2 separate regions of the Homo sapiens genome follow, and region 2 is linked to region 1. A link is an interaction called in ENCODE POLR2A ChIA-PET data of the cell type or tissue named here. Cell type or tissue: A673. All regions are shown on one strand.

What was found. Peaks named below come from ENCODE experiments on the same cell type or tissue, not always from the same donor. Only the 100,000 strongest peaks of a DNase experiment are listed, where the experiment ranks them.
Region 2: POLR2A ChIA-PET joins it to region 1 with 5 read pairs; 1 of 35 experiments calls an interaction of 5 or more read pairs at or near these places.

What each region holds. Positions count from the first base shown.
Region 1 is chr5:35,933,850-35,941,849 of GRCh38, reverse strand. CAPSL (calcyphosine like) reads left to right here and starts at 3,228. Exons shown (of 5, transcript NM_001042625.2): 1 at 3,228-3,309. It overlaps CAPSL-DT (CAPSL divergent transcript), which reads right to left and starts at 3,049. Exons shown (of 2, transcript NR_104630.1): 1 at 2,926-3,049; 2 at 1,857-2,127. In A673, a CTCF peak has its summit at 2,012 (motif pointing right); a DNase peak (open chromatin) is centred at 3,069.
Region 2 is chr5:37,460,535-37,468,534 of GRCh38, reverse strand. All of the region lies in intron 7 of WDR70 (WD repeat domain 70), which reads right to left. Among named protein-coding and RNA genes, the nearest start is that of WDR70, 85 kb to the right of the region's middle. In A673, CTCF peaks have their summits at 3,554 and 3,755; DNase peaks (open chromatin) are centred at 3,764 and 4,854; H3K4me3 peaks cover 1,182 bases; H3K27ac peaks cover 2,665 bases.

The DNA of each region.
Region 1 (8,000 bases):
TAGATTTTTTGTTGACTTTAATAAAAGGGCATGGGCATAATTAGTGATGTGTTAACAGAGTTCCTTTATTCCAGGCTTACTCTTCTTTTTAATGACCTATAACAGTAAACCAACGAAATGATTGCAGCTGTGACAAGTGCTACAAAGAAGATGAAAACATAGTATTCGCTACTCTTTTTCCAACTTTTATTTTATGTTCTGGGGTATATGTGCAGGTTTGTTACACAGGTAAATGTGTGCCATGGTGGTTTGCTGCACAGATCCTCCCATCACCTAGGTATTGAGCCCAGCATCCATTAGCTATTCTTCCTGATCCTCTCCCTCCTCTCCCCACACCCTGTGACAGGCCCCAGTGTGTGTTGTTCCCCTCCGAGTGTTCATGTGTTCTTATTATTCAGCTCCTATTTATAAGTGAGAACATGTAGTATTTGGTTTTCTGTTCCTGCATTAGTTTGCTGAGGATGGCTTCCAGCTCCATCCGTGTCCCTGCAAATCACATGATTTTGTTCCTTTTAAGGCTTACTCTTTACATCAATGTGTAGTAGCAACTCAATTTCCCTTAGTAATCAGGTCTTGCGTGATAAATCCAGTCCAACATTTCAGTCTCCCTAAGCCTTTAGATACCTTCCTCTTCAGTGTCCCAAGGTAATTCTGGTATTTCAGCTTCATTTAGCGTAGGCCACCCTTTGTTTCATCCTTAACTCAACCAAACCCATCGAGCTGCAACTCTATATTGAGAATTTGTGCTTTGTGGGCCTGTATCAATAAATTCACCTTGAGTCAACTTTATGTTCCTTCTACCATTATTTCACACTATTAACTTACATTCTCACATGTATTCACCAGATTTCTGTCTGTATAAATTGAAAAAATACGCATTACTTTTGGAATGTAGTATGTCTCCCATTGGTTCGCAATTTTAATCTCTCTTTCAAGCCTGTTGGGACTAGAGTCTTATTTATAGATATAGATATAGATAGATATAGATATAGATAGATATAGATATAGATATAGATATAGATGATATAGTTCTACAAGCCAAGAGGTTTGGTGGAAGTAGGTTCTGAGGATAATCAGCAGTGTCTTCCAGTTAAAATACCTCAGAGGTGCTAGTACACTTTCCTTTGAAAAATCAGGATGAACCTTCTCAGACATGAATAGCAGGGTTGCTCCTACTGGCAAAGAAGATGCAGGAGAATTTAGAGGTTAAGTGTCCTCAGCTTCATCAGGATCTACCCTACAGGTTTCATTCCGATTTTCAGAATCTCATTCCTTCCTAATCAATTCCCTCAGTTTAGCAGAAGATACTTTGCCTGGTTGGGAATTCAATTTGCACTGTAATTCTGCCACTCTCAGGATGAGACTCCAGATTTGATTTTCTGAAACCTCAGGCTGATGACAATGGGAGATAAGTACGTTCCTCCAGGAAGACATAGAAGGTTTCAGATCATTTATGTGGAGCTTGAACTTGGAATTTCAAGCCCTGAGTTCATCATTTTTCTTTACTTTGTCTACCACAGTTACAAGCAGTCATCCTCATTACATTTATTAGTTTGACTAAAATATTTTAAGCTATCATGATTACCTAGAGATTTGCCATTTATGAATATTTGATTAGGAATCCAGTAGTAATATTTTACAAATCTTTTTACCGTATTACACCATAGACTATCATTGTCTTCTTTACCACTGGAAAGAGTACTTATGCCTTAAAATATAATCAATATTTTATATTGATTGTCAGAAACCCAATACCACAAACCCAGATCCAGTTTTTTGAACTGGTAAAACCCTTGGAATTACACCAGTTGCTAGCAGTGGAAACAAGCAAAAGCATTGCTTAAGTACTCCAGAGATTTTGTTCTTTTTACTTTATTTGACACAACCTGGAGGCAGACTATTGAGGGCTTGCACGGTGGCTCCATCATGCTGTCCGTTGTCCCAATTTTCCTGTTTCTTTTTTATCTTTTCTTAAATTATTGCACCAAACTTACTCTCCAGTAGGTGGCTTTCAAGAAATACTTCATATTTAAATGCCCATGCCCTCATATTTGCTTCTGCATTCACAGATGAAATTAAGTTTCTTCTTAAAAGTTTCAAATGCGTGATATCTTGTGGGTTAAACCACTGAAAAGAAAACATTAGACATCTGAGGTTGCCCTGGAAGAACCACAGTTCTAATTGCTTAATTCTGGGACAATTCTTCAGACAATTCAGATAAAAGGATGAAATAGCTACTATGTATACTCCCTGCAGATATAGCAAAGGACCCAAGCCCTTGTCAAATCCATGAAAGAACTTGCCTAGTAGTCTGCAGAGCTGGGTGCCTGGCATCTATTCCGTTTTGTGAGTTCTTATACTGCAAGGATGTTGCACACAGCCAGGATTATGTTATATACAGAGATGTGTGTGTGTGTGTGTGTGTGTGTGTGTGTGTGTGTGTGTGTGTGTGTCAGAGAGAGAGAGAGAAAGAGAGAGGTGTAAGGTCTGAATCACCACTAATTATACCTGCCTGCTCCTGAAAGCAGGACGTGCAGGAGTGGGAATGACAAGGATAGGGTGGATGTCATAGATACACAATGAAAGAGAGCATAGTGTAGATATTTTCCTCCAAATAAGCCACTAGATTTCTTCTTATCTGGCAAAGTAACTGCTAGGGAACATGTGAAAAACATAAGTAAAAAGAAACAAAAAGAGAAAAGAAGAGAAGAAACCAAGGATGAAAACAGCAGAAATGACATCCTCTGCAAATGCAGAGAAGGAGGGAGAACCTTGAATCACCTATAATTACCCCTGCCTGCTCCCAAGAGTTGTGGTTTTAAGTATCACCTGGCAATGAGGCACCCTAGCAGTAAGCTTTCTGGGGACTACAGAAGGACAGGAAGGTGCTGCCTAAAAGAAAGAAGACAATGTGCTGAATACTACCTTACAAAACATGGGAGACAAGTTTTGATGCTGTTCTAGAAACCAAACCATTGCCAGCAAAACTTCTGGCTGGCTTCTCTCCCAGTGCAAATGGCTTGAGCTTTCACAGTCACTGAGATTTCCTAGGCAACAGGAGTGTAAACTTGAGAAAAGGCAGAACCAGAGTAGAGATTGACAGTGAGCTGAGCCAATCAGGCTGTGAATCTGCAGCAGTGATCCCAGGTCCTCCAATTAATACTAAGAGAGTGGACCAGGGCCCCTGAGGAAGACAGGTAAGAGGGAGGAGGCTAAGGTGGCTTGGGAGGGACCAGTTTTCCTAGATGCAGGAGACAGCGTCCATAGTTTCAGTTCGAAGCAACTGGTGGCAAAAGGTTAGCATTTAAGGTAAATCAATGTTTTTATCTATTCTATGATTTAATGTTTTTTTTTTTCTTGGTATGTCTTAGCTGAGAAAAGAAGACAGTAGATGTTACTCTCTAAAAAGAAAATCTAAAAGTCTTTTGAGAGTTCTTGGACTAGAGAAGCCATCACTAGGCTGTCAGTGCAAGAGGAAAGAGCTTGGTACTGGGAAAGATTTTTGTAATCTTTGCAAAAAAAATGCTTAGATAAAAATGCACAAAAATAAATTTCATTCAGTAAAGGGGAAGGAAGTAAACATTACTGAGCAGTCATTAGGTACTAGGTATTTGAGTGTGAAGGGTTTGGGTGAATTGCTCTAACGATCCTGATGACCACTGATAAAACTGAGCTTCAGGGAGGTTCAGCATTTCCAAGTCACAAAGCAATAAAACATTTCAACTTTCATTCAGACCTTGCTTTGTCTGATACTTAAACTTATGCTATTTCTGCTATACACTGACAACTGAGAATCAGAATAAAAATCAGGATGCTTATTAAAGTGTACATACATGGCTTGTTCAAAATTATATCAAATAGTTGATTTGATTCATCAGAGACTTGAGGGGGTCCTTTACGTTCTCATTAAAGGACAACACCAATGACCCAGGCAGCCATCTCTATTGCCTTCAGTCTGGGGAGTATTTAAACCATATTAAGTAGATGAAATTCTTACCTGTTTTTTTTTTTTGACTTATTTTTTCCTCAAATCCTACAACCACAAAAATCTATTTTGTTATTGAAAGTTTTAAATATTGAGATTTGAATTTCAGGCATACATTTGTATTTATATTCTGATAAAAATTACCCAATAGCAATGACAATGATAAATTCTAATAGCAATAAAATAGCCTCCTGCTAAGCCCTGATGATATGGTGATAGTAAATGCAAAGGATACAGCTCTACCTCGTAAGGACCTTATAGTCTGTCTAGCAGGGCAAGTAATTCGAAAACGAATTACATTGTCTTGCAATGTGAATGCTATTTGGACTTCACCACATGATCATGGAAGGATGGGTGGGACTTCTCTGGGCCAACAGGAAAAAGAAGGTGTACCTGCAAGTGTGACTACATGTACAAAGGCACAGAGATACAGAATGCTATGGTGTGTTTGGGGAATGTGAGTGAGTAGAGATGCAGGATAGATTTTGAACGGATGGAGAATTACTAGAAATGGCTGGAGACATAGGAAAGGCCAATGCATGAATTCAATGCTAAGAACTTTCATTTTACCTGTATGCAATGGGGGACCATCAAAGGGTCTTAAACTATATCATGAAGTTCATGTTTTCATTTTCTAAAGATTGCTCAGTCTTTTGAAAGACAAAGTACAGAGGGCAAAGCTAGGGGCAGGAAACCAACTAGGAGACATTTGCAATGGTGGAAATGAGAAGTGACCATGTCCTAGGCTGAGTCAGTATCCATGGCAATGGAGATGAGGGAATGGAAATGCGGGATGTGTCAAGGTAGTGAAACTCTATAGGACTTAGCTGCTATTTGGATGTAAAGGGTTAGGAAGAGTCTAGGATAATGGTCAGTTAATGACCCAGGTAAATGGTATTGCTGTTTCCTGAAGCAAAGAGTAAGGAAGATAGGTAATGAATTTGGCTCTGGAACATTAAACTGAAAGTGTCTGTAGGTCATCCAAGTGCACATGTTTTGTGAGAAATCTGGCTCCAGAGAGTGCCTACATTGGAATAAAGATTTGTTAGTCATCATTGTATCAGGGGATATGACTGAGATTGCCATAAGATAGTGGAATAGTGAGAAGAGAAAGATAACTGAAGCCTGAGAAACAGCACTTAAGAAGCAGGTGAAGACAAGGAAGAAACAAAATAGGACAGATCCAAGAGGGAGGAGGAGAGACAGGGAGTTAGATTTATAGCCATTGAGAGAAAGGGTGTTAAAAAGGAAGAATGACCAATAGTCAACTAGTTGGAGAAGTGAACTAAGGGCTAATGACTGTTGAAGTTGGCAATCAGGTTAGCAATGACTTATTGAAGAGTATATTTGTTGGAATGACAGGGTGAAGACCATATTGAAATGGACCGAAGTATGAATGGGGCATGAGAAAGTAGAAAATCTGGAAATTCTTTAAAATAGTTTGACTTTGAGGGGTGATAGCTAGAGGGAGTCCAGGACTGAGGGACCACAGCGGATTCATGAACTAAAAGAAGGAGCTGCTGGAGAGGAGGAAAAGGGCATAACTGATGGCTGAGAATCTTAGAGGGGTAGGCCTCTGTGTTGCAGGTAGAGAGGGCATCCTTAGATGGGAGGAAGTTCAGCAATCTCTTGGAGGAGGGAGGAGGGAGGATGAAGTCAGGATGCCCTTAGAGCGCTATACTTTTATAGATTTGGAGGAGGATGATGTGAATTTGTTCATAACTGGTGGTTCCATTTTTTTCTGGGTCTTTCAAGGCAAGGTCTGGAGTGGCAAAAGTTTGGATTAGCCTCTGAGGAGACTGGAATAAGAACCTGACCAACATCATATAAAAGTTGAGTTGTGTGTTGCAGAAGGCCTAGCTGTGGTTAAAGAATAAATACAGTGACACCTGTCCATGCTGGCATGTGGGTTTATTCAGCTGCACTTCAGTCTGCCGTTAAGTACATGGAACATGGGCAAATTGAACCAAGTTAGCTATTATTCTGAGATGGTGGGAGGTTGAAAAATGAGGGTCAAGAAGGGAGGCACTGGTACCAGATGGTCAGAAAGATGCGCAGAGTGTGTAAAATGGATAAGAAAGGAAGTAGATCCAGAAGGGAGAATGAGGTAGGTAATGGCTGGGGTGAAAATGTAGGGCCAAAAGTCTGGAGGTACCATAAGGTCAGAAGCAAGTTGGAATAATGGAACTGAACACTGCAGATAAAGTCAATCTTGAATTTTGAACTTTCAGTCTGGGCACCGTGGCTCATGTCTGTAATCTCAGCATTTTGGAAGGCCAAGGTGGGAGGATTGCTTGAGCTTAGGAGTTCAAGACCAGCCTGGGCAACATAGCAAGATCCTGTCTCTACTAAAAATAAGAAAAAATTAGTTGGGTATTGTGGTGTGCACCTGTAGTCCTAGCTACTCGGGAGGTTTCGGTGGGAGGATCACTTGTGCCCAGGAGATTGAGGCTGCAGTGAGCTATGATGACACCACTGCGCTCCAGCCTGGGCAACAGAGTGAGACCCTGTCTCAGAAAAAAAAAAAAAGAAGTTTGGACTTTCAGAGGAGACCAGATTTGGTTGGGAGGGAATGCCGAGACAACAAACAGATGGAGTTGAGTTGGTAGAAATCAAGGAGCTCCAGGAACTTCATAGCTGCCTGTTGGATGGATTGTCTAGATGAGCTCTGGGTTTTCCCAGATTGATGACACCACTTGAAATGGAGAGTACATCTCTGAGGCAACATTCAGAGTGTCAGTGATTTATAAACTGACAGAACCAAAGAGAAACATAGGAAGTTTGTCCAGCTAGGCTGTGCTTCAAAGAAGGATGTGGATATAGGTCATGATGTGGAGGTGACAGGGTGCATCTTAAAATCTGTGAGGTTCCTTAATACTTAGAATTTGGGGTAAGAGGTGCTTTCATCTGAGAAGACTGCAAGAGGGGTAGGTTTCCTTATGCAAAATCAGATACCATCCAGGATAAAGATATTGTACCAATCAGTGTCTTGGCAGGAAATTGATGGCACATTCAAAGGTAGTAACAGAAAAGAGTTTAATGAAGGACAATTCACAGAAGTGTGGGTAGGAATAAGGAATATAGAGAAAGCATAATGAGACACCCAGCAATGCCACAGTCAGAAGGGACAAGAAAGGTGTTACCCATAGCCTTAAAGGGGCAAAAGGAGGAGTGGTTTTCATATCTCAATCAAAGCATTTCTGTAGGGAGGGCTGCCTTTGGTGAAGGATATGGTCACTGAAAAACTGTGGCTTGGCAGAAAGGAAGCTGGGGAAATAAATACTCCAGCCTCTATCTCCTCCTCTCCTCTGATCTTCTACTGATGCCTCCCAGTGGTGGAATCCAGCTGGAAGCCAGCAAGCAAGGAAGTGTGGTTAACACAGTTTATGGAGGTCGACCTCTTGTAGCACAGATGTGGGTGGGGAATGGATCAGGAGAAGCACACAGGCAAACAATATTCAGCTCAGCAGTGACGATTGCTGTTCAGAAGTTGATCAAGATGAGGAGGCTTATAATTGAATAAGGAATAGAGGAAAATCTGGGTGTCTGGATGGAAGGTATGCTTGGTCCCAAGAGGGCCAACGTCTGCTGTAACTTGTGGAGGTGGTGGTGAGGTGCTCAAGAGCAAGGAGTGGGAGTGTTTAGCTCGTGGAATAACACTTTTGGCTTCAACCATTGCTTTAATCTCTGGATGAATGAAATAAGAATTTTCCTTGTAACATGTTGCTCTTTATTCTGATATCAGACAGCTTTGTATAAAGAAAACATATCAAGGTTCACAAGAGCAGTTTTCTATATTTCAGAAGTCAACAGAATGGCATTTGGGAGAAGATGGCATTACAAGACACTGAACTGTAGAAATGGCCACGTGTTGGCTTCTCACGGGATTCTCAATCCCATGAACACTTGTTCAATTTATGATATTCTTTAGAGCAGATTGTCTCCCACATTTTTAGCCATAATTCCATTGCCACTCAGCATCTTGTTTTTCCTGCAGTCTGAGAATAGTTTTAAA
Region 2 (8,000 bases), 1.5 Mb before region 1:
TAAAACATCACATTGTACCCCATATATATGTACAATTATTATGTGTCAATAAAAATTTAATGTCAATATGTGAAATAAAATGAAAAAATAAATAAAATTTTTTAAAGCTGTAATTATCTCCATGTGGTAGGAATATATATAATCTGAAATAAAAAATATATTTGTAATTGTTAGGACAAAATAGATTATAGATTATTTTAAGTTTGGAAATTATAAATTATAAAATTCTCACAGAACCTGAAACATTATTGGTATTGTTAAATATTTAAAAATCTGTCCTTGGAGAGAAAGAAACCTATCAGATTTACATCAACAAGTGCAATATATCAGCCTATTACCATCTGCTACAGACTGCATGTTTGTGTTCCCTCAAAATTCATATGATAGGCCGGGCGCAGTGGCTCATGCCTGTAATCCTACCACTTTGGGAGGCCGAGGCGGGTGAATCACAAGGTCAGGAGATCGACACCATCCTGGTTAACATGGTAAAACCCCGTCTCTACTAAAAATACAAAAAATTAGGCCAGGCGCGGTGGCTCACTCCTGTAATCCCAGCACTTTGGGAGGCCGAGGCGGGCAGATCACGAGGTCAGGAGATCGAGACCATCTTGGCTAACACGGTGAAACCCCATCTCTACTAAAAATACAAAAAATTAGCTGGGCGCGGTGGCGGGCGCCTGTAATCCCAGCTACTCGGGAGGCTGAGGCAGGAATGACGTAAACCCGGGAGGCGGAGCTTGCAGTGAGCCGAGATAGCGCCACTGCAGTCCGGCCTGGGAGAAAGAGACTCCATCTCTAAAAAAAATAAAATAAAATAAAATAAAATAAAAAATTAGCCGGGCGCAGTGGCGGGCACCTTAGTCCCAGCTACTGAGGAGGCTGACGCAGGAGAATGGTGTGAACCCAGGAGGCAGAGCTTGTAGTGAGCCAAGATTGTGCCACTGCACTCCAGCCTGGGTGACAGAGCAAGACTCTGTCTCAAAAAAAAAAAAAAAAAAAATTCATATGATAAAGCCCTAACCCCCAAAGTGAGGATATTGGGAGGTGTGGCCTTTAGGAGAGAATTAGGTTTAGATGAGGTCATGAGAATAGAGCCCCTATGGTGGCATTACTTCCTTTATAAGAAGAGACACTAGAGCTGCTTTTCTCCCTACCATGTGAGGATACTGAGAGAAGATGGCCATTTCCAATCTAGGAAGCAGGCCCTCTTTAAGAAACATAATTTGCCAACACTTTGATCTTGCACTTCCAGCCTCCAGAACTGTGAGAAATATCTCTTGTTTTTTCTTTTTTTGTTTTTTTTTTTTTGAGACAGAGTCTCATTCTGTCGTCCAGGCTGGAGTACAGTGGTGCGATCATGGCTCACTGCAACCTCCGCCTCCCAGGTTCAAGCAATTCTCCCACCTCAACCTCCCAAGTAGCTCAGACTACAGGCGTGCACCACCATGCCCAGCTAATTTTTGTAGAGACAAGGTTTTGCCATGCTGCCCAGGCTAGTTTCAAACTCCTGAGCTCAAGTGATCCACTTGCCTCGGCCTCCCAAAGTGTTAGGAATACAGGCACAAGCCACCACGCCTGGTCAAAATATCTACTGTTTAAGCTACCCAATTTATGGTATTCTGTTTTAGCAGCTGAAGCAGACTAAGATACCATCCTATAAGCTACAGATCAGCACTATCCAACAGAACTTTACATGACGAGGAAATGTTTTATATCTGTGCTATCCATTATGTTAGCCACTAGCCACATGTATCCATCAAGTATTTGAAATACGGCTAGTGCAACTAAAGAACTTAAATTTTTTTTTTTTTTTTTTTTTTTTTTTTTTTGAGATGGAGTCTCGCTCTGTCGCCCAGGCTGGAGTGCAGTGGCGCCATCTCGGCTTACTGCAAACTCTGCCTCCCAGGTTCACGCCATTCTCCTGCCTCAGCCTCCTGAGTAGCTGGGACTACAGGCGCCCGCCACCATGCCCGGCTAATTTTTTGTATTTTTAATAGAGATGGGGTTTCACCATCTTAGTAAGGATGGTCTCGATCTCCTGACCTCATGATCTGCCCGCCTCGGCCTCCCAAAGTGCTGGGATTACAGGTGTGAGCCACCACGCCCAGCCAATTTTTATTTTATCTTATTTAAATAACCACATGTGGCTAGTGGCTAATGTATTGAACACTACAGCTGTAGACAATATGAAATAAATATAAAGCAGTCTCAACTTTGGAAAAACAGAAGACTCTTACTGCCTCATAATATAGATGAAAAATGAAATACTAAGTTAAGTAAAATGTTCTTTAAAGAACAGAAACAAAAGAAAACCTAATGAAAGCTATAAAAGTCCATTGGATAATAATGCTACCAGTACTAAGGAAGTACAGCCCCTAAAAGTGACTTGCAGTCACAAATATAAAAATGACTACTCAAGTGAACTCCTAAGGTAAAAATTCGTTATTCACCATGCTCCAAAATGGTCTGTAATATTCTTCAGAGATGGCATGGTAAAGTACGATACAAGGGTAATATTAACAGTATGCTGTCACAGGTGCCATTCTCTTAAAAAAGAAATCCCAAAATAAATATAAATGGAAAGCAAATAATTAAACACATTAAATAGAGATTATTACAAAAATCCATAAGGAATTCTGGTGGAGAAACAACTTAATAATCAAAATCCCAAATATAAAATTTATCTATCAAAAATGAAAATGCTGACATACAGTTTCTTGCAAAAAAAAAAAAAGTTTAGAAATTTTTTTAATATAAATAAATAAGAACATCTTTTTAAACAAAATCTTAGGCTGTTGAGTCCCATTTATTTTCTACACCTCTAATTCCAAAGCTGAGAAACAAATGGATACTTCAGAAAAAAAAAAAAAAAAAAACTCATGACAATTTGTCTTTTGGACACAGAATATAAAGGAAAAATAAAATCTATGTCTATCTGGCCAGACCTCAATAGAATTTTTCGTCCTAGCTGGTTCCTAAATCCAAATCAGATACTTATCAATAAAACTGTTTTTCTGCACAGCTACTACTAGCTAGAAACTGCTCCTCCAAATTTATACTGACCCATTTCTTCTAAAATGTTGAAATTCTAGCTGATAGTTTTTAAAAAACCATTCTTAATGTACTGATTCCAGAGTACTAATTTCAATGGCCAAGAAAATTCAAAAAGATTTGGAGTGGTCTCTGAGATTAGAATGTGTGACAATGTGAAGCATTTCACTACAATGTCCAAGATTAAAGTGTCAAAGCAGATGAGGAAATGAAACTCCCAAAACAGATGCCCATGAGAAAGGAGCCCAGAAAAGCAAAAGGGGCCACAGCCCAGGACCTTACAATAAAGAAAAGTGGCTCTGGCCCCATGGTATCCTTCCTGAAACACTGGGAAAGAATGAAGTCCTTAGCAAAATTCTGACCAGGATCCCAAATTTAAATGTAAGCTTGTAAGGAAAACACCTATGGACTTGTGTTTAAATTTGTCCATCTAAGATATAAAATTACAAGTTTGACCAAATGTGCCAGTTGTCCACTTACTGTCTCTCAGCTCCGAATTCATCCTTTCCTGTCTACTCTGCAGAAATGAACTTGGACCCTTTAAACATTTTTCCTTTGCTAGCTGGCATGATGTTAGATCGACATTGTAAGAGGAGATTTTCCTCTTCTTTCCAAGAGTCTTGTGTGCTCCTCTTGGCAGGCTTCTGTACTGCAACACAGCTTCTCCAGTGTCCAGATCCAGCACCCGTGCAGTTTGCTCCACTGTCAGGCTCCTGAAGTGCACAGCAGTCAGCAGCACCCAGTATCTTCCATCAGTACCTCCACAAGGCAGTATTATAGCAGAGTGATTCTGATGAGACAGATTTCTACCACAGCAACTTCTCTTCATTCAATGAGCCACAGCCATGCCCCCTCAAACAGGGTCTGGATCTTAATCTCAGAGGCCCTGGATGTTGTATCTCAACCCCAGGGGTTGATGCTCCTTTTATCTGTTATTCTTATATTCCTTAGAGTTCTCTTTACTTTTTACTAGCCAATCCTCATTGCTCCAAAACCCTATTATAGCTAGCAATTCTTCGTACTGATCTTTCCTTGTTCAAATTACATGTGATTTCTCTATTCTAATCAAACACTGACTGATAGATCAAATTTCAGGCAATTAATCAAACTGAGAAAATTATAGGGCATTATGTCTAATTTGTTATTTTATATATTAGCAAACACATAAGATCTGATAATCAGAAAGTTCAGAGCGCTAAACCAAAGTCTCTAAAGAAAGAATGGAATGAATCAGTTCACAGGATATATGCTTGTTAATGCTACTCCCATTTGGGGGAAGTGTAATTTTCTCCAGTAACCATGAAAAATAAGAGATCACTTTGTTTCTTCTGATGATTTATTTTTATTTTAAAACAGAAATGAAAATCTAAAAAATATAAAAGTTTAAGAAGACAAAGTAGAAACAGTCAATGGCTCCATTTCTCTGGCAAACTAATAACCAAACTGTTCTATCTACATTTGGTGGGAAACCCAAAATTTCAGTGATCCCACACTAATATTCACATTGTTTTTCTGCTATATAGGAACACTTTTAACATTTTCCCTCTGTCTCACTGTTTGTCATGTACTCTCTGTAGACTACTTTGCCAACATTAAAATGAAATGTTCAGCATCAAGCTCATCATTCCTGTCTCACTTCACTCTTAAGTCTGCTAGCCACAGAGTTAAAAGGACAGGATTAAGAGTCATTAGACACAGTACTAAGGAGAATTAAAGGGGCTGTTCAAGGGGCATAACATCTGCTCCTCAAATTCCTGCCTAAACAACGAAGATTCCGATCAAAGAGAAGAGAGAGAAAGCCAATCTAACCAGTAAACCGGAGTCATGAGGAAGTGAATGCTCTCTCACGGAGTAACTCTTGACACCAGAGGAAGGCTTAGTGACATTGCACAATTGTTTCTGTGAAGTTATTCATGGGGCAAGTGGAGTATATGAGTAGAAGTGGAAGGGAATGGGAAGGTGAAGATTGAGGATCCTTTTAAGTAGTTTTTGCTCAGCTAGCAAAACAAGCTGGGACATGCAAGACAGATAAACACAGCTGTTTGGGGCTGTCACTTGGGGCTCAGGAGCCAAGGTGTCCTGCTGTAGTGAAAAGTGCACTGGAATGTGAGTCAGGAGTTCAGGGATCCAAGTCCTCATTCTGCTGCTAACTAGCTGCGTGATGATGAGCAAGTCTACTGGCTTCACTAGACTCAGTCTTTTTTTTTTTTTCGATACAGAATCTCACTCTGTCACCCAGACTGGAGTGCAGTGGCACGATCTCAGCTCACTGCAACCACCACCTCCTGGGTTCCAGCAATTCTCCTGCTTCAGCCTCCTAAGTAGCTGGGATTACAGGTGCGTGCCACCATGCTGGGCTAATTTTTGTATTTTTAGTAGAGACGGGGTTTCGCCATGTTGGTCAGGCTGGTCTCAAACTCCTGACCTCGTGTTCCGCCCACCTTGGCCTCCCAAAGTGCTGGGATTATACGCATGAGCCACCACGCCTGGCCTTAGTCTCCTTATTTCATGGAAAATGAGGAGACAAGACTAGATGGCAACACTATACAGAGATGCTCCTGAACCCACAGAGTTGACGTACTAGTTAATATAACTTTGCTGAGTCCTGGTTTCCTCCACTGAAAAAAACATGAGAAATAATACTTTTTATAAAATTGGGTGAGGATTAAAAATAATATACATAAAGACACCTAGTACAGTAACTGAAACAAGTAATTATTATTATTACTACTTTATTTCCAATGCTAAGATTATTTGAGGGGTATAAAATCTTGGTAGCCAAATGCAATGTTATTTCAAATGCACTACAAGTTAGTATATGTTTAGTACATGTCTTAATTATTGCTAACCAAAATACTCAAGACTTACAAATTAAGGACTTGGGCCGGGTGCGGTGGCTCACGCCTGTAATCCTAACACTTTGGGAGGCCGAGGCGGGCGGATCACAAGGTCAGGCGATCGAGACCATCCTAACTAACACGGTGAAACCCCGTCTCTACTGAAAATACAAAAAATTAGCCAGGCGTCATGGCAGGCGCCTGTAGTCCCAGCTACTCAGGAGGCTAAGGCAGGAGAATGGCATGAATCCGGGAGGTGGAGCTTGCAGTGAGCCAGGATCACGCCACCGCACTACAGCCTGGGCGAATGAGCGAGACTCTGTCTCAAAAAATTAATTAATTAATTAATTAAGGACTTGCAAATGTCACCCAAAAATGTAAAAATATATTTTGTCAATATAAGGTTGATTCTCCAGAGGGTGCAAAAAAAGAATATAAATAAGAAATCCTTAAGAATTTGGAAATAGGAAATATATAAGACTTCTAAGGAAAAAGAGCTGAGGACTTCATCAGACTTCCCTACTCCAAATGCCAAAAGAAATAACCTAGAAAAATATTAAATCAGGATAAATGAAAGGACTACTGAAAACTGGAAATTATCCAGAAATTTCTAGTAGGAAAAGATCAGAATGATTAGGAAAGCACCTCCCAGAAAGAGTGCAACAGCCTCATATGAAACTACCCAGAAACCATGAAGTCCATGGGTGGTTCGTTCTCAAAGCAGCAAGGATGCCCTTATGGAAGCAGCTGTCACAAAAATTAGGCAGCAGGCACAAAAAACAATGTGGAAGAGACAATATAGGGTTAATAAAACAAAGATATATAGTCAAAAACCTACTATCTTTCCTAAAAATACAGCATACAGGCCGGGAGCAGTGGCTCACGCCTGTAATCCCAGCACTTTGGGAGGCCGAGGCAGGCAGATCATGAGGTCAGAAGATCAAGACCATCCTGGCTAACACTGTGAAACCCCATCTCTACTAAAAATACAAAAAATTAGCCGGGTGTGGTGGTGGGCACCTGTAGTCCCAGCTCCTCAGGTGGCTGAGGCAGGAGAACGGCGTGAACCCAGGAGGCAGAGCTTGCAGTGAGCGGAGATGGCGCCACTGCACTCCAGCCTGGGCAACAGAGTGAGACTCTGTCTCACTCTGTTGCACAGTTTACAACAACAAAACTATAGCATCCATCACATAGAGGAGAGACTCCCCAACACACACACAAGGATTACTCTCAGCCCCAGCTCCCTCAAACTTCCTAAGATCACAGACACATTCCACTGGCCACAAGCAGTGAGGTTAAGAAGGTAAGGAGATACAAGAAGAATCTTTTCAGCCTGTGTCTCACCAGGCAGAGAGCGTAAATAAGAAGAGCAAAATAATAAGCGGTTGTGAAGAGCTTTTACAGTAGGGTCAGCAAACTTTATGTGAAGGACCAGATAAATATTTGAAGCTTTCCAAGCCATATATGATCTCTGTATCATATTCTTCTTCATTATTCTGGGGTTTGTTTCACAACCCTTTATTTTTTTTTTTTTTTTTTTTGAGGTTAGAAATATTTATTTGCCATTTACAAAAAATAAACAATAGATATGCACACACACATGCATCCTGAGCAAAATAAAAACAAACACCCAAAGTTGAAAAATGAAAAAATTATATCAAAAAAGAAGCAAATATGGCAACCTTAATATGAAACAAGATGAAACGCAAGTCAAAAAATGTTAAAAGAGGAAAAGGTGAGCTTAATCTCATATTTAGTTTTTAAAACATCATACACTGAGAAACTATAACACCAAGTTCAAGAACCTTTATGCACATAACACAATAGCTTCAGATATCATGTCTTCAAACTGAGAATTTTTCTTAGTGAAACCCAAACAAAAACTTCCTATGCAACTCAACCTGCTGTTTTCTTTTTGTTTTTATTTTTTATTTTTTATTTTTAATGTTTTTTTTTATTATACTCTAAGTTTTAGGGTACATGTGCACATTGTGCAGGTTAGTTACATATGTATACATGTGCCATGCTGGTGTGCTGCACCCACTAACGTGTCATCTAGCATTAGGTATGTCTCCCAATGCTATCCCTCCCCCCTCCCCCGACCTCACCACA